3 separate regions of the Homo sapiens genome follow, and regions 1 and 3 are each linked to region 2. Evidence: chromatin loops called from intact Hi-C (ENCODE). Cell type or tissue: HCT116. All regions are shown on one strand.

What was found. Hi-C counts contacts between places; a loop is a spot of excess contacts. Peaks named below come from ENCODE experiments on the same cell type or tissue, not always from the same donor. Only the 100,000 strongest peaks of a DNase experiment are listed, where the experiment ranks them.
Region 1: it touches region 2 in a loop (5-fold over the local background); 61 of 110 quality-filtered maps call a loop at or near these places.
Region 3: it touches region 2 in a loop (10-fold over the local background); 21 of 110 quality-filtered maps call a loop at or near these places.

The regions. Positions count from the first base shown.
Region 1 is chr10:7,116,950-7,124,949 of GRCh38, reverse strand. LOC105376387 (a long non-coding RNA gene) reads left to right here and starts at 6,481. Exons shown (of 5, transcript NR_188183.1): 1 at 6,481-6,670. In HCT116, a CTCF peak has its summit at 3,548 (motif pointing left); a DNase peak (open chromatin) is centred at 3,519; H3K27me3 peaks cover 1,162 bases.
Region 2 is chr10:7,413,810-7,421,809 of GRCh38, reverse strand. No RefSeq gene overlaps it. Among named protein-coding and RNA genes, the nearest start is that of SFMBT2, 6.8 kb to the right of the region's middle. In HCT116, a CTCF peak has its summit at 4,538 (motif pointing right); a DNase peak (open chromatin) is centred at 4,529; H3K27me3 peaks cover 2,204 bases.
Region 3 is chr10:6,834,016-6,842,015 of GRCh38, reverse strand. It overlaps LINC00707 (long intergenic non-protein coding RNA 707), which reads right to left. Exons shown (of 5, transcript NR_038291.1): 4 at 4,008-4,042; 5 at 1-1,625. The region is part of intron 3 of LOC105376387 (a long non-coding RNA gene); the gene reads left to right. Among named protein-coding and RNA genes, the nearest start is that of LINC00707, 58 kb to the right of the region's middle. In HCT116, a CTCF peak has its summit at 3,651; a DNase peak (open chromatin) is centred at 3,666.

The sequences.
Region 1 (8,000 bases), 300 kb after region 2:
GTATATAGTGCTCACATAGACATTTTTACTGTTTCATTTCTCTTTTCTCCAATTTGGATCATTATTCCTTTAAAATGCTTCCCTTTCAAAGCTGGCTGTTTGACTTCTTTTCCAAATTTGGTATAATTGAAGCAAGCAATATCACTTCAGACTGCACCTGTTCTGGAAGATGTGTGATATGAATCCTTTTTTGTAATGAATGGAAGGGATTTAATGTGGATTGCTTGCTCATGGTGCACCACATGCTGCACTGAGGCTTTTGTTGAATCCTATCATTACTTCTTATCAAGTTATCACTAGGTTCAATTTTACTGCTTTTATTTTAGAGATGAAGAAATTAAAGCTCAGAGAATGTAGGTAATTAAGGAATGAATTAGGTACACAGACTCCTAGGTGACAGTCCTAGCATTAAACCCTGTCAATGTGGGACATCAAACACATTACTGAACCTTCTCCTTGAGTTTCCCATCTGTAAATTCTGCAAAGGTGTCTGCTGCTACTGACTCTTGTATATTTACTCAGATGAGTGATTATAGAGGGGAGGTTTTGACTGTGGTGATGCCATCTGTTTCCCTGACATGGATCTAAGTTTTGCTCATCAGTCAACAAAGTCTTTCTCCAGTCCCTTTCCCTCGACTGAGGTTTTGGGTGTGATGAACTTCATGATAGTGGACATTTGTAGCCCCGAGGAAGTATAGCTCAAACTAGCCCTCAAAGCAAGTCATGGGAAAGCCATTCTCATTCTGAATCCAAAGAAAGAAAGAAATGTGAAAAACCCATTCAAGAACGGTCTGCTAGTTTATTTGGAAACTTCAGATGGCTGTGTAGTCTGTCTGGGGAGCTGTCAGCTAACGGAATAAAACCCTCAAAATTGCTCTATCACTGGCCGACAAAGCTGAGTGAACATATGATGGTTTGAACAGGAAGCGTGTCTTGATTCCAAACGGTTGCTTGTGAGCATTAGTCATTTTTCATTATTAATGCAAATAAACATTATGTGTATGTGTATGCATTTATTTCTCAGCTGATGGCAAGACTGAAGCTTGGGATTAGAAACTGCGAGTTGATGTAAATTCTCAAGACTTCTGTACACAATGGGGGTAGTGTATTGATTGTGATGGGGCTGGTTAATGATGATGACTAGCAGAGATTCTCTTAAAGGGAACTTTTTAATAGCACTTGTGTATTACAAACCCATGAAAGTCATCTAGAAAACCTGCTGCAAAGTGGTAACCAGTGGAACACAATCTGACACAGCAAACAAATTCAAGTGTGTGCCATTGTCAAATGGCACCATTTTGAGACATATAAATGACAGGGCAATTAATGTCTTGGAACAGCCGCTTTGTAAGATTAAGGGAAGTGATTGCCTTACCCTACAAATAGATAAATTCATGGAAGGGTCCAGGTGTTGGTATTTGGAAGAAAGAATGAAAATATGTTTCTGTTTAACTCTCTAATCTTTATCAGGTGGAATCATGGGTCGTAGCAGGGGTGTGTTTGGAGTAGGGGAGAATTTGAAGCCTATTTTAGATTAGACTTCACAAAATTTCCAATATCAAACTGGTAGCACGTATCTTTTTTACTCTATTCTCATGGAGTCGATTGGCTCCTAGAAAGAACAGCAGGTGTGTGACTCAATTACAAAAATTCCCTCTTCACAGGGCACTGTTTTATATACATTGTGATCCAACTCTGAAAAAAAGGGATTGAAGTTCCATCAAGTAATTGATGAAACCATCTACATTTCTGCCTCTTTCAAATGATCTTTTACATTCTCCCTTCTTTCTAAAGTTATGTGAGGAGTACAGCCTTATCCCAGAAGCACATATATTTCTTCTCAATGGCTCAGTAATTATGTTGAGGAAGTATCAATACTGCCCGACAAAATGTCTCCATCAGATGCCATTACTAGAGTCCACTTTTAGTAATTAATTCATCACTACTTACGAGGTTGGCTGACCTAGAAGGTAATATTTTCCCCATCTAGGAAAGTAAATATTGTTGAATGACTTAAAATCTTTCAACAGCTTCCCAGGTATGTAGGAAATGGCCAAGAGCCTTGGCCCATAAAGCTTCCCCAACACCATTTCCCACCACTTGTTCACTTTACTCCCATGATCCTGCCTTTTCTTTTCCAGTGCCCTGAATGAATCAACCTCTCCCTGCCACAGGACCTTTGCACACGCAATTCTCTGCCTTCTTGGCTTCCTTTGCATAGTTAATTCTTATACATCCTTTAGATCTTAGTTCAAAGGACACTTTTCTGGAGAAGTCTTCTTTGATGCTATTTCCCTGCCCACCGAGACCAGATGAAATTCTTCCGTGATGCATCCTCATGATCCAGTGTTACTTTCTTTTAATGTACTTACCTTATAGGTTTAACAAGTTGATTGTTTGCATAAGACTGTAAGCTACATAAGAGGAGGGACTGTGGTAGTACATACAGTGGCTTAATAAATGTATTTTTAAAGGACTGAATGAATAAAAGACTTGACCAAGAGTCAGCAGGGGCCTCCGTCATTGGTATTTTCTCTCTGCCATCAGAATAGTTAAGTCTCAGATGTAGCTGCTCTTCCAGCTGGCTCCTGGAATCGAGAACGCACAGAGCAGAGCTGGATCGTCAGATCCATGGCACACAGCATGAGTGAGGATAACCCTCTGTGACTGCAGGCCACCAGGGTTTGGGGTTGCTTGTCACTGTGGTGCAACTTAACATAAGACGACTGGTAAACTCTACCGCCAATGCAGTGGAACAGAAAGAACCTGAGTTTTTAAATCAGACAGACCTACATTCCAGTCTTTTGTTTTGTTTTGTTTTTTTCTTGAGACGGAGTCTCGCTCTCTTGTCCAGGCTGGAGTGCAATGGCGTGATCTCAGCTCACTGCAACCTCTGCCTCCCAGATTCAAGCAATTCTTCTGCTTCAGCCTTTTGAGTAGCTGGGATTACAGGGGCCCACCACAACGACTGGCTAATTTTTGTATTTTTTTAGTAGAGATGGGGTTTCATCTGGCTAATTTTTGTATTTTTTTAGTAGAGACAGGGTTTCATCATGTTGGACCAGGCTGGTCTCAAACTCCTGATCTCAGGTGATCTGCCCGCCTGGGCCTCCCAAAGTGCTGGGATTACAGGCGTGAGCCACTGTGCCTGGTCACATTCTTTTTTTGGCATCAAGAATATCCTTATAAAAAGAAAATTCCTTCACATCTAGGAATCTCGGTGTCTACACATGTAAAATGAGGGTTAGCATGTCAACCTTGCAGGGTCGTTGTGGGGACTAGTGATGAAGTAGTATCATACTTGTTGCAGAGCAGGCCCTCAATTATGGTACTCTAATTATATTATTGTTAATGTTACATTTTTGTCGTTGTTGAAATGCCACCTATATCCCCAAGGCTATGACATTAATTGTGTCATACAGGTTTGTTTGTCTTGGTATCTCAAACAGAACAAATCAAAACTCCTAGTAAACTTCCCTGAAGAGCTCAGTAGACTTCATTTCCCATTAGGGAGCATCGAAGGTCACTGCGCATTGCTGCCCTCTAGAGGTGTCGGGTGAGAAGACCCCCATCCCCCCATAAAGATCAGAGAAGCAATAGATTTCTGATCTGAGCAGCTGTTGCCACAGGAACGACGGAAGCTGTTATAAATATAACAGTGATAAAAGCTGCTGTTTATTGAGTGCTCGTCATGTACCAGGTGCTATGCATAACTTATTGCATCTTCACAACATTACGAATCAGGGTCTACTGTATACTAATTTCACAGTTCAGAAAAGGGAGGTGCAGAAGCATTAAATCACTTGCCCAAGAAGATGCAACTATTATGGGGAGAACCTGAACTCAAACCTAGGGCTGGCTGACTCTAAGAAGCCCACTCTTGGACGGACGTGGTGGCTCACACTTGTAATCCCAGCAGGCCAAGGTGGGCGGATCATGAGGTCAGGAGTTCGAGACCAGCCTGGCCAACACAGTGAAACCCTGTCTCTACTAAAAATACAAAAATTAGCTGGGCGTGGTGGCGGGCACCTGTAGTCCCAGCTACTCGGGAGGCTGAGGCAGGAGAATCACTTGAACCCGGGAGGCGGAGGTTGCAGTGAGCGGAGATCGCATTACTGCACTCCAGCCTGGGCGACAGAGCGAGACTCCGTCTCAAACAACAACAACAAAACAAAACAAAACAAAACAAAACCCACTCTTAACCATCACACGATATTGGCTCTCACAGGCATGTCTGTAAGTCTGCAAAATCTGCTAGAAAGATATTGCCAACCAAAAATAAAAAAAAAACAACGTTGTTTGCTCCTACCCTGTTCCTTCCCTTTATGAGCAAATAATTCTTCTAAAAGCCAATGGGGATTCTATGTTGCAGAAACAAACATACAAAAAACCATATTCCTTGATCCTAACAGAAAAGAATAATAAAGCAGACTCTTTCTTGGCCCAGGTTGAAGAGTGAGTGTGTAAGGTCCCATCTTTCCTCATGGCCAGCATGGCTGCTCCTGTAATTATTTTGAAAGAGAAATCATCAGGCTTAGGTAGCGGTTGCAAGAATGAGCCTGAGGTGAGGTTGCCCGTTGGCCATTCTGTTACTATAATGATTTCAGCACTTATGAAAGAGACTAATGACTGAAATTGCTATCAACATTTGCAGCCAAAAGACTACATGTTGGAAATTGGATTTTCCTCTCTTCTTGCTAATGAGCTTTTCTCTCAAGGTGCTGATGCCTGGAGTGTACAGGAAGATTGGCAATTCTCTTTCTGTGTTTTACACGCCCGAATACCTGTACTGAAATTCAAGCAACACCTTTGTGATAGGGGATGGTTATATGAAACCATAAAAATATTGTTAGAGTAAGTGGCTCAGCTGGGCACACCTAAAAAACGTAAGAAGTGGAATCTTTAACTGGACAAATTACAAAATGTTTTCAAGTGGGTGTATGTATGTCAGGTTGTTCCAGTGCTGCAGTCGCTATGACCAGAAATAAAAGAGTTCTTTTTGTTTGTTCCTTTCGTGGCCTTGACGACGTTCTCGGGAGAAGCAGCTCAATAGTCAATATCAGATGGTTCTAGAAGAGTTGCTTCATAAGTACCACTGCTGTGATCTTTTCTGTAGGTTCCCATGACAATGCTATAGGGGCTTTGTTTGTTCATGGGAACTTGAGGAACACAGGGAATTCTTGTTCAATAATGAACGCAATGCGGCTTGGAAAAGACTCTTGGTAGACACGAACAAAAAAGTATAGCCAGAGCAGCCTTCAGAAATCATTCCTGCAGTTTTTGGAAGCGTTTCTCAAGGTCTGAATGGAGGCTGTGAAGGTGAGTCATGAATCGTAACAGCATTTCAACATGCTGATTCCTTGCTACTAACAAAGCGTGTGATAAGAATTTGGTGAGTCTTGTTGGCCAGTCTCCTCCAACTTTAGAGCTGCTCAGCTGGAGGGCTCCTGGGTAATCCACCCCACCCTATCGGCCTGGCAATTTGCTTGAAGGTGATAAGGTATACTGGTGACAACATTGATAAAGTTCTTCACCAGAAATTTTCCAAACTCAACCGAAATAAATATAGGCTGCTTTTCAGAAAAGATAGCGTCTGATAATCCAGGTGTTACAAATGATGGTGAAAAGTGGCAGTTTTCACAGTAGACATCTGGGGGTGGGAACGGGGATGTAAAACACGAAGAGCCATTTTCAGATCCACAGCAGCAGAGACTGCCATGATCAGCGTCCTGCTAAATCAGTGTGGATTCCTAATTAAATCTTCTTGACTTCCATGATGATAGCTAGGTTTCTTCATCAACTTGGGTTTGGCAGATCCTTCCTGCTGAAGCTCTCGCAGGGCCTTCCAGTACCCCCTGACATTTATGACCAAGTCTACCTCTCATTCCTCAGTGGGGTTTTCAGTTTACCTATATGTGCTAATGTAGTCTACACAAAGTTGGCCTTGAAGAAATAAAAGAACCCTAGCTATTTTGAAAAGTGAATTTATGGGCCAGGCACGGTGGCTCACGCCTGTAATCCCAGCACTTTGGGAGGCTGAGGCAGGCAGATCACCTGAAGTCAGGAGTTTGAGACCAGCCTGACCAACATGGAGAAACCCTGTCTCTACTAAAAAAATACAAAATTAGCCGGGCGTGGTGGCGTGCACCTGTAATCCCAGCTACTCAGGAGGCTGAGGCAGGAGAATCACTTGAACCTGGGAGGCAGAGGTTGCGGTGAGCCGAGATTATGCCATTGCACTCCAGCCTGGGCAACAAGAGCAAAACTCCATCTCAAAACAAAAAAAAAAAAAAAGAAAGAAAAGTCTAGGAACCTCTGGCTGTGGCTGTCACCAAGCCCTCTGCAGACAGGAGGCCGGGAGAGGTGAAGAACAGCAATCAGGGTGGCAATGAAAGCCATGAGTGCAAACAGAGCGCTCACCCTGGAGAGCCTCCTGCTCTGTGCCGGGCACTATTCCCAGTGCTTTGTACAGACTCGCTCATTCAATCCCTGCAAAAATCCTCTGAGGGGAGCACTTAAGAGCCTCTCATTTTCCAAAAGAAGAAACTGAAGGATAGATCTCTAGAACCCTGAAGTTCCTGTGTTCTCATTAACAATTCTATGACCTACTTTAGTTTTGAATGTAATTCCACAGCAGATGGCTGGAACGTGGTCTGGGGGATTAAGCGAGGTAAGAATGTTCTCTACTTCTTACTCACCGCTGGGTTCTCCTCTGAGAAGCTTTCGATGGCCGGCCCTGGCTATTATTGACTGCGCTTGCTTTTCACTCAGATCTTATTCCACTCAATTTAGGCTGCAGAGGCTGTACATATTCTTTGAAAATCACTCTCTGTCATCTCCATGCTAACACCCAAGCGACACAGTCTGCACAAAGATTCATCTGGTGAGCCTGAGGATTTGTACGTATTGTGTTGACGCTGAAAAACGGGGCCCTTTCATTTCCTTCTCCATCCTACTTACTTATTGTGAGTAGATTTCCCAGTGTGAAAATTCGTTTCAATATTTATTCCGTGCTCGAAGCTTTACTATTGTGTTCTGAAAGTTGAAGAGTGTACTTCTCCTTCTCTTCCCTTGTAGGTGAGCATGGAGCTCAGCCTCCCCACACATCAGTGAAAAGAAATCCCCCCAAACATACATTTTAAAAGAAACCCTTGAAATATGTTTAGAATAATATTAAACCTTAGCAAAAACTTTATCTATAAATGTTTATGTCATGGTGTGTTTTTCTCTTGACAAACTGTTACTAGTGTTTTTGTCATGTCTGAGAATTGGCATTGAGGACACTTCTTGTTCTTTCCAAAATGCAGTAAAGTTCACCACCTCTCCAAGAACAATGGGTGACCTAGAAAGCTGGGAATTCTGTTGCAGTGGGCCACCCCTTCTGAAATGATTATGATAGCAAGTTTTCGTTATTGTTTTATTCAAAATAAATCTCTGGCTTGAGTTATACCCTGTTGCCTTGTACTAGGCAGGTAAGACAAAAAAGATGCAAATCTGTCTGTTCACAAGAGGTTGGCCCCAGTAGTTAAATTTAAGGCACTGATGGTGTTCGATGCAAGACTGTTTCTTGGTCTATATATTTTCATGTGATTGTGAGTAATTCATTTACTGTTAAATGCTTAGTGCTCCATGCTCTTTTCAGGGATAGTTCAACACGGACACACATTATGACGACCATATGTTCTGAATTGTCTGAGTCACGTTTATTTAAAATGCTTTGTTCCATTGTTTCAGAAGTAATGTGAACTTCAGAAAGCACTTGATCTGATTTTGGGGTCTGAAAATATAGAAATCATAATCAATAACCCAGAAAAGTATATACTGTTTCCCATTTAAAAAGAGGAATTTCAGGTTAAAGATGATTCTGTTCTTACTTGTGTATGCCCCTTGACTGATGATCATTCCTTGCCCTGATTGAGGATTTATGGTGGTTAATAGTTATAAGCACTTCGACCATCCTTAGCTTTTTTGATTCTTGCAACATCCCTAGGAGATTGTTC
Region 2 (8,000 bases):
TGAAAGTAATAAAGCATTGGTATATGTGAAGGCTTTGTTTTCAATGAGTACAATATGACTCAAGGCCTTTTAATATCTTATGAATCAGCTGCTAGCTACATTCTTGTTTGGAATATTTTATTTGCATTGTCAGGAAGATGTAACTATTGACTAATAAAACAAAGAAAATAGAAAAAGCCAGAAGGGAAGGCTGAAAGAGCAATTACAGAGGGTGCAAGTCCATGGAAATGTAGAAAACAAATCTGGGATATGATCTGATTTATAATCAATATAGAATTATTGGCCGCATATTGAAGAGTACTATAAGCTTATACTAAAATGCTACGAACGATGTGTATTTTGAACAGGTGGCAGATGAGTAGATGGGGAGATGGAGGAGGTCATACTTCTGAAGCCTCTGTTAAGTGCCAGCCTCCCTCTCTGAAAGAGAAATTTAGTCTTTATAATATTTTGGTGGGTAGGGTAGGGGTAAGTTTTCTTAGTCCTTTTTTTTTAAACAGAGGAAACTGAAGAGGGTAAGGAAGAGGAAGAGACAGGGAAAAAGAGAGAGAGAGAGGGAAGAAGCAAAACTAATAATGGCAAAGCTGGGATCTAAGTCCAAGATCATCTGTCTTCCATGTACAGGCTCTCTCCACTCTAACATGCGGCCTCATGGTGCACATGTGCATCCAGCAGAACCATGGGGGTTTCCAAAGGCCTCTGGTGAATTTTGTAAAAAGATAATAACCACTGGCTTTTAGTAATGCCTTAGGGTAGCTCAAACTTCAATCAACACGAATGATTTTGACTCTTAAATAACATGAACATGAGAACATATATGTGCCATGTAACGTGATGCAGTGGTCTTAGACCTTTTTGGCACCAGGGACTGGTTTCGTGGAAGACAATTTTTCCATGGATGGGCAGTGGGGGATGGTTTTGGGATGATTCAAGTGCATTACATTTATTGTGCCCTTTATTTCTATTACTATTACATTGTAATATATAATGAAATAATTATACAACTCACCATGATGTAGAATCAGTGGGAGCCGTAAGCTTGTTTTCCTGCAACTAGATGGTCCCATCTGGGAGACAGTGACACCCAAAGTGTGTTGTTTATGTCCAGCCTACTCCATAATCTCATTTCGGTGGCTGTCACTGCAGAAAACCCTGCTTCCCAAAGATAGGGGGTTGTAGATGGAAGCAGGCTCTTCAGTGCTTTTGTGGCAATCTGAGGATATTCCCCTTTGACTTTAACCCAGAATGTATGGAGATTTGAAGTTGTCTCAAACATACTTATAAGGCCACCAGATGCAGCTGTATGATTGAAGTATATCAACTCACCTGTAAAGCCTGCCACCAGATGAAGCTTAATTGTCACTTGCCACTCACCCATAGGGTTTTGATATGAGTCTGCAAGTGATTTATTATGGTCTCTGTGCAGTCAGACCTCTCTGCTAATGTTCATCTGTATTTGCAGCTGCTCCCAGTGCTAGCATCACCACATCAGCTCCATCTCAGATCATCAGGCATTAGATTCCCATAAGGAGCACGCAACTAAGATCCTTGGCACGTACAGTCTGCAATAGGGTTCATGCTCCTATGAGAATCCAGTGCCGTCACTGATCTGACAGGAGGTGGAGCTGAGGCGGTAATGGGAGCAATGAGGAGTGGCCGTAAATACTGATAAAGCTTTGCTCGCTCACTGGACCACTGACATAATGGCTCTGCTACTCTCTAGCTGGTTATGTCAAACAGCTACGTAACTCCTCCAGCTCGTGGTTTTCTCATCTGCAAAGTGGGTATGATGACAGCAACTATCTCCTGGGATTCAATGAGGTTAAATTAAGACAAATGAACATCAGCACTTGGTACAGAGCCTGGCATGTAGTGTCGTATTGTTGTTGCTATTATCCCATTCCAAATATCCTCATCACTTTTTATTCTCAAACTTAGTTCCATTCAGGCCACAGTCACAATTCCTTCTATTTTCAACCCATTTTTAAAAATTAGCATTGGCATTGCTCATGAGCTTGCCCTGGCCCTCCTTTGCATTTTAGCCTTTTCTTCTGTTGCTAAATGATCCATGTTCCTTCAATCTTCCGTCCCATACATTATCTTTAGTCTCTGGCATCTCTACTATCATAAACTGTGGGAATGGAGTTTAGGGAAAACGTGCCCAGGCTCTAGAGTCAGACTGGCTGAGTTCAAGTTTGGGCTCCAACACTTACTAGTCAGGTATCCACAACCAGATGGCTTAATCACTCTCAGCCCCTCCCTCAGTTTCTTTGTCTATAAAGTGGGGACAATGACACTGCCTACTAAACATGCTTGCTGTGGGGTTAAATGAGGTAGGATACATAAAGCTCTTGGAAGAGGGCTTGGCACAGAGTATGTGCTCAATCAATGTTAACTGTTGTAATGAATTCCATAGCTTAAGGAATTGTGTCATTAGCAAGTGTACTCTATTGTTTGCTCAGATGCATTTGTATATTTTCTAGATTTTTTCATTTGTGCTATCCCTAAGGAATTGATTTCTGATTCGGCATAACTGCAAACCAAGAAAGGAATGAAAGGTGAATAAGAGCACTTAAACATTGGGGTCTTTCAGTTGCGTGAGCTGCTCTGTTTCCATTGGTTTAAAGACATAGAGAAAACACAGTTCCACTAACCATCCTGTGCTTGAGGAGTTTTTATGTAGGTGAGATCAGAGTGATGAATGATGATGGATGGATTCATTTCAAGTCCATTACAGAGCCAGCTTTACATGGACGTTTACATGGGATTCCTGATCATAGAGGCCACAGTCTAGTGAGGAATAGGAAGAGGGTGACACTTTTGCCTTCCTCCATTGCCATGCAAGCCACCCAAGCACCACAGAACAGAGAAATGGCTTCAGTTCAGTGTAAGGATGAATTTGCCAAGAGGAGTCAAAGGTGGAATGAGCTATCTCTGGAGGGAGTGAAGAGTGAGGTGTTCAAGCAGACTGCATGGTCATTTGTAGGGATAATGATAAGGTTTGGCTGTGTCCCCACCCAAATCTCATCTTGAATTACAATCCCCATAATCCCCATGTATTGAGAGAGGGACTCAGTGGGAGGTGATTGGATCATGGGAGCAGTTTCTCCCATGCTGCTCTCGTGATAGTGAGATCTCACCAGATCTGATGGTTTTATGAGGGGCTCTCCTCCTTCGCTTCACACACACACACATGCTCTCTCTTTCTCTTTCGCTCTGTCTCTATTGCCACCATATAAGACATGCCTCTTCCCCTTCGGCTGTGATTGTAAGTTTCCTGAGGCCTCCCCAGCCCTGCGGAACTGTGAGTCAATTAAGCCTCTTTCCTTTATAAATCAATTACCCAGTCTCGGGTATGTCTTTATAACAGTGTGAAAACAGACTAATATAGATAATGTAGAGGGGAGTTGGGCATGAGAGAGATGGCAGACCAGGTGACCTTTGTGGCTCATTCAACCTAAGAATCTAATTAAATTCAGGGAAACTGGGTTTGATCCCTTGGAGAACGCTTGGATTTGCTGTATGTGTTTGAACTGACCACTCTGTGTTTTCTCCCATCTGGGAATACTGGCACTTCTTGCTTAAGTTAGAAGTTACAAGTTAATAGCTTATGCCTGTGGTGTTAAATATCATCAAACTTTTGTATAATTTATTCTTTCTTTCCAATGGAGCCAAGACAATATCAAGATCTTTGTACTTACTTTTCCTGCTGTCTGGAGCTCTCTGTTCAAATGCCACTTCCCTGACCCACTTTCATAAAAAACGTCATCCTCCCCCAACACCATACTTGTCATTGTCACTTCCTGTACCTCCCCCTGCTTTTACTCTTTTCCATGGCACTGACATCCACATGACATATTAGATATTCATTTCTTTGGTGTTGATCTGTCCTTGATGAACTATAAGTGTCATGGAACAGGGCTTCATCTGTCTTGTTCACTGTATTTCAGATCCTACAACAGTGCCTGGCACACATCTGGTCCTCAGTAAATATTTGTTGAATGAGAAAAATGTAAGCAGAGATTGGTTTTTATTTTTCATTAATCTTCCTCTATATCTAATTTATGTAAGTTTCTCTTCAAAAAATTGATTGAAAAATCTTTTGAGTTTCCCCCATCCCCAAGGTATGAAATTAAAATGAAAATCTTCAAGAATTCAGCAACGATATCCATTTCAGAGGCACTTACAAGGGTTAAAAAAAATCAATCTTTAAAGGGATAAGAAAAAAACCATAGTGCTATATTAAAAACTGGTTTAAGTGACTCATTTTAAGAAAAGGAAGCAATGTTACTTTTCAAAGAAACATGTAAGTACTCTTTATGTCTAACATTCAAAGGATGAATGATTTGATAAGAATACAATTCAGCTTATTTGTAGCTAGGGCTTCTAAGCCATCATCTATAATCAAATATAGTAAGAACCAAATTCTTCCCTTACTACTGATATCTGTATTCTTCAACGTTCTTTATTTAAAAAAATAAAATAAACAACAACAAAAAACTATCTAAAAAATCTAAAAGCAAGTCAATGTCTGTTTCCAGTAGATGGCACTGCAAATCAAGTCTTTGTAGATCTACTAACTATCACTTCTTTGATCATGATAATAATGATTTATTCTGTACTAAGATCATCTAAAGCAGCTTACACAGTGAAAACAAATAGGATGGCGATGCTGAAGCTACATGAAAGCTGAGATAGTCCAGCTCCCTAATACTGGTATCTCTCCTCTTGTATACCATAGCCGGGCACTTATTAAGGTAGTGGGTGAATGTAACAAATTGTCCACTGTGCTTATTCATGGAAGTGCTTTTTCATGTGGGATTTTTGGTCGCTTGTTTTAGTTTGTTTAGTCTATTTTGCAGTATAAATTCAATGGGACTCTTGATGCTTTTACATGGTGTCAAATTCAACCTCATTCAGGCCAGTTATCATTCACAGAGGAAATACTGCTCTAGGGTCACAGACCCACATCTCTGACCTGCACTGTGTTTATGGTTGTTTGTTGAGGCATGATCTTGCTCTGTCACCCAGGCTGGAGTGCAGTGGCATGATCATAGTTCACTGCAGTCTCTACTGCCTGGGCTCAGGCAATCCTCTTGCCTCAGCCTCCCGAAGAGTTGGGGCTACAGGTGCATGCCACCATGCCCAGCTAATTTTTATTTTTTGTAGAGACAGGGTCTGGATATGTTGTTCAGGCTGGTCTCCACCTCCTGGGCTCAAGTGATCCTCCTGCCTCAATCTCCCAAAGGGCTGGGATTACAGGTGTGAGCTACTGCACCCAGTTGGGGTGTGTGTGTTTTTGCCAATAGATACCCTCAGTCATAAAGGGGTAAAATTAGAAAGTGTAAATGGTTCCAGACAACTCAAGTTCCACAAGAAAAAACCGAGATGCAACCTGTGTTTCAATGACAGTGACAGTGGATGAGGACTCAGCTTTATGTGTAAAGAAATATACATTTAAAACATATTTTCAAACCATTTAAAAGGGATATTACACATAATACAGACTAGGAGTTATGAAATGTTATCATATATGTAAAAAATACCTGGAATAGTGTCTGGAGCAAAGTAGATACTAAATAAATCCTCTGTCTCATTTTTGCTGTCTTTAAAAGGGCCTGAGAGCCAGTCCCTGCTCGGTAACTCTGTCCTTTAAAAGGCCTCTGTCATTTAATCTCTCTGGACTGCAGCTCTCAAAAGGGCTGGAACTGAGGCCACAAAGTCTAAAATATTATGCCTAATACACAGTAAGATTCACAAATGAAGGGCGTGATACCATGCATCCAGATGTACAAGCCAGCAGCCACAGAAGTTGGGAATGAATTTTGTCATGATGTTCTTCTCAGTGGAGAAAGAAGCCATTAGTCAAAACTGGAACATCCACAAGCAAACCACGTCGGCTCTTTCAATAAATGTCCTAGGAGAGTTCAGACCTCATGTCCTTTTTTTTTTTTTTTTTTTCTCTTGAGACAGAGTCTCGCTCTGTGGCCCAGGCTGGAGTAAAATGGCGCGATCTCGGCTCACTGCAACCTCTGCCTCCTGGGTTCAAGCAATTCTCCTGTCTCAGCCTCCCGAGTAGCTGGGATTACAGGAGCATGCCACCACACCTGGCTAATTTTTTTTTTTTTTGTATTTTTAGTAGAGATGGGGTTTCACTGTGTTCCCTGGGCTGGTCTCGAACTCCTGAACTCAGGCAATCCACCTGCCTTGGCCTCCCAAAGTGCTAAGATTACAGGTATGAGCCATCACGCCCGGCCTTCATGTACTTTTAAAAATATGCCCTGTACCCTATTATTTTTTTCTCTTGTTGTCAAGGAAGCTTGAAATTCCTTCAAATTATACAAGAGTCAATCGCAATAGTGTGTTTCTGAAATTTCTATAAATGTATGAGAAGGTGCTCTCTTAGGTGGTGATATTTTTTGAACCAATACACATCACTACACTCACTGAGAACTCTAGTTATTTTCACAAGCCATCTCAATAACCCCAGGCTTTTCTCAGAAGGACTGTCATAGATACACTCACCAGAGCCCCCACACTTTTATGGGCAACACAAAACTCATACAGTAAATGCAAAAACACAATAATAATCAAAAGAAGGCAAAAATATGACCTGAATGGTACCTTCACTGAAGGGCAGTGAGGCAAAGAAGGCCCTAATACCCTTTCCCTACAAATTCCTTTACTTAATTCTTTTTTATCTTCTGTGACCTCAGAATTTGATTGCTATATCAAATTGGCAGAATACCATATAAAGCAATTTATGGCTTTGAGGTGGGGTAGATTGCTTAGCACTGTTTAGGTCTGAAAGGACCTCACAGAACACCTAGTCCAATCCCCTCATTTTACCCAAGAGGAAAGAACGGCTCAGAGAGGTCACTGGACTTACAGAGGTCACACAGATAATTAGCGATGAAGCAGTGACTGAGGTCACTGGACTCCCAATACATTAACCATTAAGTGCTTTAATTGGGGATAGAAGATAAGGAAAAAAGGTGAAAAAATAAAAGACAGAGTGTATTTAGATTTACTCTTTGTGACCTTAGGATCCTGATGGAAAAATACTATCTTATGTAGCCTAAGAAAAAACAAGTTTTGGTTTCAAGGCTCCAGTAAAGAGAAGGTTGTACAAATTCTTCAAATATTTGGTTCTGGCCTCTTTTTCTCCTCCTTCTGCTTTCCTGTTAGGCTAGTATGTCTAATGGTTCATTAGGGAGTCTCTATATTAAGAAAGCATAATGGTTTATCTTCTATTTTCTTTGGTTCATTTCCTTTTCCCAGTGGGAAGTGATAACTTAAACATGGACTAGGTATGTACAAATTGAACATTTTTCTTGGGTACGACTAATGCAACAAGATTTAAGTAATCACATGTCCTAAATATAAAGAGAATAAATAGTACACATATAATTTTTCAACTCCTCTGCAATAGTTTTTGTGATGTAATGCTTAGGAATATAAGGAAAATGAGACAAAAACTTTTCAATTGTTATTTTATATTTCTAATTTGTGCTGTATCATTAGACAAATGGAATAGCATCTAAATATTTTACAATTAACCAATTAGCCCCATTTATGTTAAAGAATTCCAAAGTCCCTGTGAAGGGATAACTTGATCTGTAGAGTGATGAAATTCATGGCTTAAGCAAAGTTTAGGAGTGAAATAATATCTATAGTTAGTGTGATCAAAGGCTTATTTTGGCCAAGATTTTTAGTAAATATTAACAGTATAGAGAAAAATCTTGTGTTGATAATGAGATTTTCATGACCCTGTTTGAGCTGGAGTGCATAAGCCTTCTTTACTTTAAAAAAGCAGTCACAATTTTTGTCAGTGCGTTATCCTTTGCTGACTATGTGGAATTTTTTCCTACCTTTAATTGATTTAGGGTGCAACCTACATCTGGGTATATATCCCTAAAGTGTCTGGTTCTGAAATAAAAATGAAAGTGGAAAGGTATTGAAGTGGGATGAAGGGGCCACTTGAATTGCCTCAGGGAATC
Region 3 (8,000 bases), 580 kb after region 2:
TGTGATGACTGATTTCCAGCAGCTGAAGGGAAGTCTTTTGGATTAACTTTTGTGATTGATTTGCTCTGGGTTCAGTCAGCCTGCAAGGCAGATGTGATGGTTGGAAATATAGAGTGTGTATCTTGGCGGATGAAAAACTCACTCATTCTCTTCCAGAGAGCAAGGTATTGTCATGACTTGGGGCAATAGTTCATCATATTAGAAACTAAGTTCCCTCCATGATATGAATATAGTTCTGCTTTCGTTTAAACTTTTAAGGAATTCACTCTCACTCCATTCCACCAATAATCAACTACCCCCTGTGAATTTTTCTCCTTTGAGGGTCATAATCTTCCCTGGTCAAACATAACTTCTGGCTTCACCACTTTGTCAGCAGTGAATGTGTATTCAAAAAATGATAACTAATTTACAATGACCCCAATAAACAATAATTGGAAGGTAAATCAGAGTCTGAAAAATGGTAACATATTCATACATCCTCAAATAAAACAGAATTGACTTTTTTCTATTCCCTACTATATAAAGATTTTGATGAAAATTTATCTAAGCTACTTAATTCTAAAGGACTCAACAAATTTTGGTTTGCTGGCCCTGTTCTATTTACTATTGTGGAGGTCCAGGTAAGCTCTGTGTCATCGGGTCATGTCTGGGCAAAAAGACCCAAGGAAAGTTGAGGTGATGGGTCCAACATCTTAGTCAAGGATGGAGTAGAGGCGGGATTTGAACCTAGACCTTCTAACTTCTAGCTCTTTCCCAAAGCAAACTTTTTCAATATCATTTTAATACACTTCTTAGTAAACAACATAGATTAATAATTTGGGGGGATTTATGTATTTAGATTTACTTAAAATCATTGGTTCAGTGTTAGTCTTATCCACCTGTTTAAATCATTAGTTAATTCATTATTAAACTCTTAATTGGAATTGATCCAGTGCTACAAATGAGAAAAATATGAAGAAAAGGATTTGCAAATAAGCAGCAGTCCAGATGTCTGCAGCATATGACATGTGGCTTGACTGTGAGTCATCATTGCCTATCTCTAGTAAGTTCTCACGTCATGATGAAAGTGATGCCAGCTCTAAGAAAATTGCACTAAAAGTAGAATTAAGATTATTAACATATTCAAGCCAGCATAGAGCACACTTGAGAAATGTGGTTTATGGGTCATGGAAAGCCAGAATTATGTAGAAGAGTGACGTAAGATTTGGGGGATGAGAGGGGCTACTTTAGATGCAAAGGGGACAATTAGAAGGCTACTGAGGTAATCCGGACAAAAAGTTGTAAATAAATCACGGTGGCAGTATGGTGAATAGTGGAGGGGGTGTATTTGAAGAAACTGGGGAGGCCGTGGGAGAGGCTGGCTAGTGAGAAATGGGCCGAAGGTGAAAGCAGCTTAGGGGCTGGTTTCCAGTTTTCTGGCACTGCAGACTGGGTGGTGGGAGGTGGCTTTCTCAAGAGGAGAGGTGAGTGGGAAGGAGCAGGGCTGCAGGGGAGGTCATGGTCTTGGGAGTGGTGCTCAGTCTGACTTGCACATAGGGGAGATTATTTTAGATTTCTGCAAGAAAATGGGGATTTCTTTTGGATTTCCGCAAGAAAATGTCCAGCATGTAGTCATATCAATGTGTCTGGAAAAAACAAACAAACAAACATGAGATTTAGCCCAAAAAAGAAAATGTGAGTCATCAGTATCTGGTGGAAATTGAAATGATGCAATTCTGAGGGAGAGATACCAAGGACAGAGCCAAGGAGGAACCTCTCCCCAGGATGCATCGCTTGAGGTCGGGATAGAAGCAGAACAGCCTTCAGGGAGGCTGAAAAGACACCGCGGCGAGGTGGAGGAAACCAGCAGGTGCGGCTTTGGGACACCCAAGGCAGGAGGGAAATGATGGATGACGAATGCCAACAGGGGTTATAGCCAAGTGAAACAAGGCTGCAAGCACACATGTGAATTGATAACCCAGTTTTCTCAGCTTGCTAAGGGTAATGAGGCAGTGGGGTGAGCAGTCAATGGAATAAGAACCAAACAGCAAATAAGAAAGTTAAAAAAAAAAAAAAAGGAATTTCTCAAACTGAGGGCTATAGGCCTTAGGAAGTCAAGGTTATTTCATTCAATCAATAAAACGATAATTCCCGAGCACCTACTATGTTCTACACATTGATCTAGAATCTGGAAATTTTGTGTTCACTCTAGGTGGAGACACAGACAATAAACAAGTGAACAAATTCATAACACAATGTAAAGGACTGACTAGAGCTAGGAAGGACATAAGGCCGTAAAAGGAATTAATATGGCTGGGGGTGATGTAGTCATATTAAAATATCTAAATCATTTACAGAAAGAAAAACCCAATATTACAAAGGTATTAACCCTGCCTACAACCAATCTATAAATTCAGTGCAATCCTATTCAAAATCCCAACATACTTCTGGGGGAAAACTTGACTAACTAAAATAAATGTGCTAACTAAAACACAAAGAGGGGAAAATAGCCTTAACAGATGTGAAAATGTATGATAAAGTTACTATGCTTTGCCGTAGCCACAGGGCCGTAATCTATGAAACGGAACTGGAAGACCCGTATGTATAAAAGAAATAAGAAAATGAAAAAGACGGCATTTTAGATCATTGAAGAAAGGATAGCTCATTCCAGAAATGATCCTGAGTTAATTGCCAATCTGTGCAGAAGAAAAAAAGTTATAGGCACTCTACCACCCTGATTCCTATCATTCGCCAAAATAAATACCAGTTGAAATAGAGGCAAAATTGTAAAAGAGGTGAAAATGTGAGAAAATATGTAAAAAGTAGAGAAGTTCTTAAACAGGCCATAACCATAAATTTTAAAAAGCAAGAGGCCATAAAAAATAAAAAGTAAAAATATAGAGGAAAATATTTCTAAATTAGACCCAATTAAAATTATGTAGAGTAGAGACAGTAGAGATAAAGCCCAAAGACAGGTACCCATTGGGAAGTATTAACGTCTGGAGATACTCAAGTTGCTGTTATCTCAACACAAGCTGAAAAAGACAGGAAACTCTGAAAATTGGGAGAGTGAGCTAAACTTAAGTCACAAGAGATATGGAGGCCCCGGACCAGGGCCACATGGATTACCAAGAGAAAACCACATGGGCAAGAATTTGGAAAGAGGCAATGGCAGAAAAACAGATAAAATTAGATCAAGAGCATCTTTCTGATCAATTGCTTCCTCCACAAGCCCATGTCAGGCTCTTCTTTATGGAGCAGCAGATTTGTGATGTGTGGATGGATCTGGGGGATTTCAGGGACAGGGCAGGATAGATGTGTGCAAGGTGCTGGCTTTCCCCAAGTAACCCTACGTTATGGCCCCACCATCCCAAAGGCCATTACCATGAAGAAGGCTTACTGGAGAGTTGACTGGTGGTTAGAAATTGGGGTTGCATGGTTTTAGATGCTAAGCTGGCTCCTTGACTAAACTACAAGCAACTTGAAAGCATGAATAGTGTCTTACATATGTTCCCAGGTCCTTCCATAATTTGGGATGCATTAAGCACTTAGTAAGCACTAGTTGAATAAAGGGGCAAATGAACACGGGAACCCCAGCATCCAATCCCTGCTTAACTCTTAAGGTATCTGGAACCTTGGGCAGTCGTGCAGGTCCCTTCCCTTTGACATGGCACCACCTGAAGGACAGTTTTAAAATGACAGCTGAAGCCTCTGAATATTTCCATGGAGTTGGTACTGCCAATTATAGCATCATCCAGGCTGCCCCTTTCTCATTTGCAGACATAGCACAGCACTGACTTGGAAAGATGTCAGTGGTGGAGAAGCTGACTCCACCTGTCAATGCCTGTCTCTGTGCACAGACAGGACTCCACAGCTCTGCATGTGCTAAGACCCAGTGTGGCGGAAGGAACTGCTGTTTGTTGTTTTTCTTCAGTAAAATGGTATGGGGGATATTCTTTGCTATGTTAGACTTAAGAGGTTGATCCCATATCTGGCAGATGGCATTCTCCAAAGGCGAAGCAACACACCTGAAGGTAATGTTCCAGTCCAGTCTCATAGTGATCTGAAGAAGAAGATAACTGGAATCAGGAGGTGTGGTGATTTACCAAATGAGCAGGTGTAGACTTTGAAAATCACTGATTTTAGAGTACATGACATTGCTATATGACAAGTTGACTATAATGATGTATTTGATTAGAAATAATCTTGCCAAAAGCAATTTGATCAATATTAATTACTTAGAAAACAAACTAAGAAATTGTAGAACTAGATAAAAAAATTCCATCTCCATATTTATATAAATATATTTATATACATATATTTATATAAAAATATATATATTTATATGTATATTTATATAAATATACATATATTTATACATATATTGATATATTTATATATACATTTATATATATAAATATATGTACACATTTATATATGTATACATTTTTATATAAATATATGTACATTTATATATTTCTACATTTATGTTTATATAAATGTACGTATACTTATACATTTATATATTTATATCAATGTACGTATATTTATATATTTATATATATTTATACCAATGTACGTATATTTATATATCTATATAAATATACCTGTATGTTATATAGGTATATTTACATATACGTATATGTTATGTAGGTATATTTATATAACATATTTAATATAACATATTTAATATATATACACATATTTACATATTTATATAAATATACATATATGTTATATGGGTATACTTACAAAACATGTTATATGGGTATATTAACATGTTATCTGGGTGGATTTACATAACATATGCTATATAGGTATATTTACATATACATACATGTTAAATATGCATATATGGATATTTACATATACATATATGTATATGTAAATATCCATATACCCATAACATATGTTATATATACCCATGTCTGTAAATATGCCCATAACATGTGTTATACATATATGTATATATGCTATATGTACATATGCATACATATGTATATTATATACATGTATATAATATACATGTGTATATATGCATACATATATATGCATACATATATACGCATACATATATACATATATTTACATGCATAGACATATCTATACATATATACATCCATAAATGCATATATATGTATATACATATATATGCATATATGTGTATACATGTACATGCATAAATGTATGCATATACATATATGTCTATACATATGTATATACATATGCATATATATGTATACATATGTATATACATATGCATATATACATGTATGTATATGTACATATATAATATAGGTATATGCATGTATGTATACATATGTGTACATGTGTATGCATGTATACATATGCATATACATACATGCATATGTATACATATATGTATGTATACATACATATATGTAGACATATATACATGCATATACCTATATTATATATGTACATATACATACATGTATATATATGCATATACATACATCTATATGTACATATATGTATATACATATGTATATCCACATATATACATGTATATGCCTGTATAGATGTATATATGTATAGCGTAAATATATGTATATTTACATATGCATATATACATATGTATGTATACATACATATGTACATGTATATAAATATATATGTATAGTATATATACGTATAACATGTTATGGGTATATGGGTATTATTTACATATATGTAAATATACCTATATAGTATATATGTTTTGTAAATCTACCCAGATAATGTATACATATATGTATACATCTATACGTATACATATATACATTGACATATATACACGTTATATATACATATATAACGTGTATATATAATACATATCTATATATAACATGTACATATTTGTACATGTAAATATACCCATATATTTACATATACCATATAACCTATGTTATATATACATATATGTAAATATACCCATATAACCTATGTATAAATATATCCATATAAAATTATATGTATATATAAATATAACTATATAACATGTTATGTAAATCTACCTATATAACATGTTATATACCTATATAACATATATGTATAAATATACCTACATTACATATATGTTATATAGGTATATTTATATATTAAATGTAGCTGTATAATATATATGTATATGTAAATATACCTATATAACATATATGTGTATGTAAATATACATATATAACATGTATATTTATATAAATATATGTATTATATTATGTTGTATAAATATACCTATATAACATGTATATGTAAATATACGTATATAACATATATTATATAAATATAACATGCGTTATATAAATATAATATATACCTATATAACATATACCTATATGACACATCTGTTAGGTAAATATACCTATATACCTATAGGTATATATACCTATATACCTATAGGTATATATACCTATATACCTATATACCTAAATATACCTATAGGTATATTTATTTACCTATATACCTATAGGTATATTTACCTATATACCTATAGGTATATTTACCTATATACCTATAGGTATATTTACCTATATACCTATAGGTATATTTACCTATATACCTATAGGTATATTTACCTATATACCTATAGGTATATTTACCTATATACCTATAGGTATATTTACCTATATACCTATAGGTATATTTACCTATATACCTATAGGTATATTTACCTATATACCTATAGGTATATTTACCTATATACCTATAGGTATATTTACCTATATACCTATAGGTATATTTACCTATATACCTATAGGTATATTTACCTATATACCTATAGGTATATTTACCTATATACCTATAGGTATATTTACCTATATACCTATAGGTATATTTACCTATATACCTATAGGTATATTTACCTATATACCTATAGGTATATTTACCTATATACCTATAGGTATATTTACCTATATACCTATAGGTATATTTACCTATATACCTATAGGTATATTTACCTATATACCTATAGGTATATTTACCTATATACCTATAGGTATATTTACCTATATACCTATAGGTATATTTACCTATATACCTATAGGTATATTTACCTATATACCTATAGGTATATTTACCTATATACCTATAGGTATATTTACCTAACAGATATGTTATATAGGTATATGTTATATTTATATAACATATATTTACTATATTTAAAATCCAATATATCAAATATAAATATATGTATATTTGGTATGTATCCAATATCCCAAATACACATATATTTATGGTATATTGGATATATTTATGGTATATTGGATTTTCCTCAACCTGTTGTGCATTTTTAAATATTTTCAAGTGAGAAAATGCTTTGGAAATTATGGCATTCTGGCAAATACCAAAAAATGTTTATTGCCAGATGATGCTCAAAGATAAAGAAACACATTAAAGCGTAGAAGAAAAGGAGAAATTAAGAATCAAAAAAATAAAAAATTTTGTCTACGGGAAAGAATATAGAAGAGTAATATTAAGACCACACACACACACACACACAGCAGGTTTGCAGATTTTTTCATTGGACATTTTTTTGCTTTATCTGTATTTGGTAGTTCTTCCAATAATCTAGTAAGGAAATGGACAGTTTCATTTACCTTATTTTAGAAATGAGAATAATGAAGGGTATGGAGTAAGCAACTTGCACTTTATACAGTTTTTAAGCACCAGACTTGAACTTATGTCCTTCACTATTCCTTCTATTGTATCATTCCAGATCTCCAAAATGGAAAAAGAACTAAACCAGAAGTCTGGACATTTGAATTTATGTCCTGGGTGTCTCTAAATAGAATACTTAACAGTACTTTTCTGGGCTCCTTACTTTCATTTGTCAGATATGGGAATAGAACTATTAGTATTTTGCAAAAATGTTTGGTAGCAAGAAACATTTCACACTGTGATACACACATGTAGCTGAAATGAAAGATTGCAAAACTCTGATATTTTTCTGGTCTAATCTATATTTTCTAAATGTTGGCCACGACCCATTAAATAGATTTCATGACCCACGAATTCATTACAGT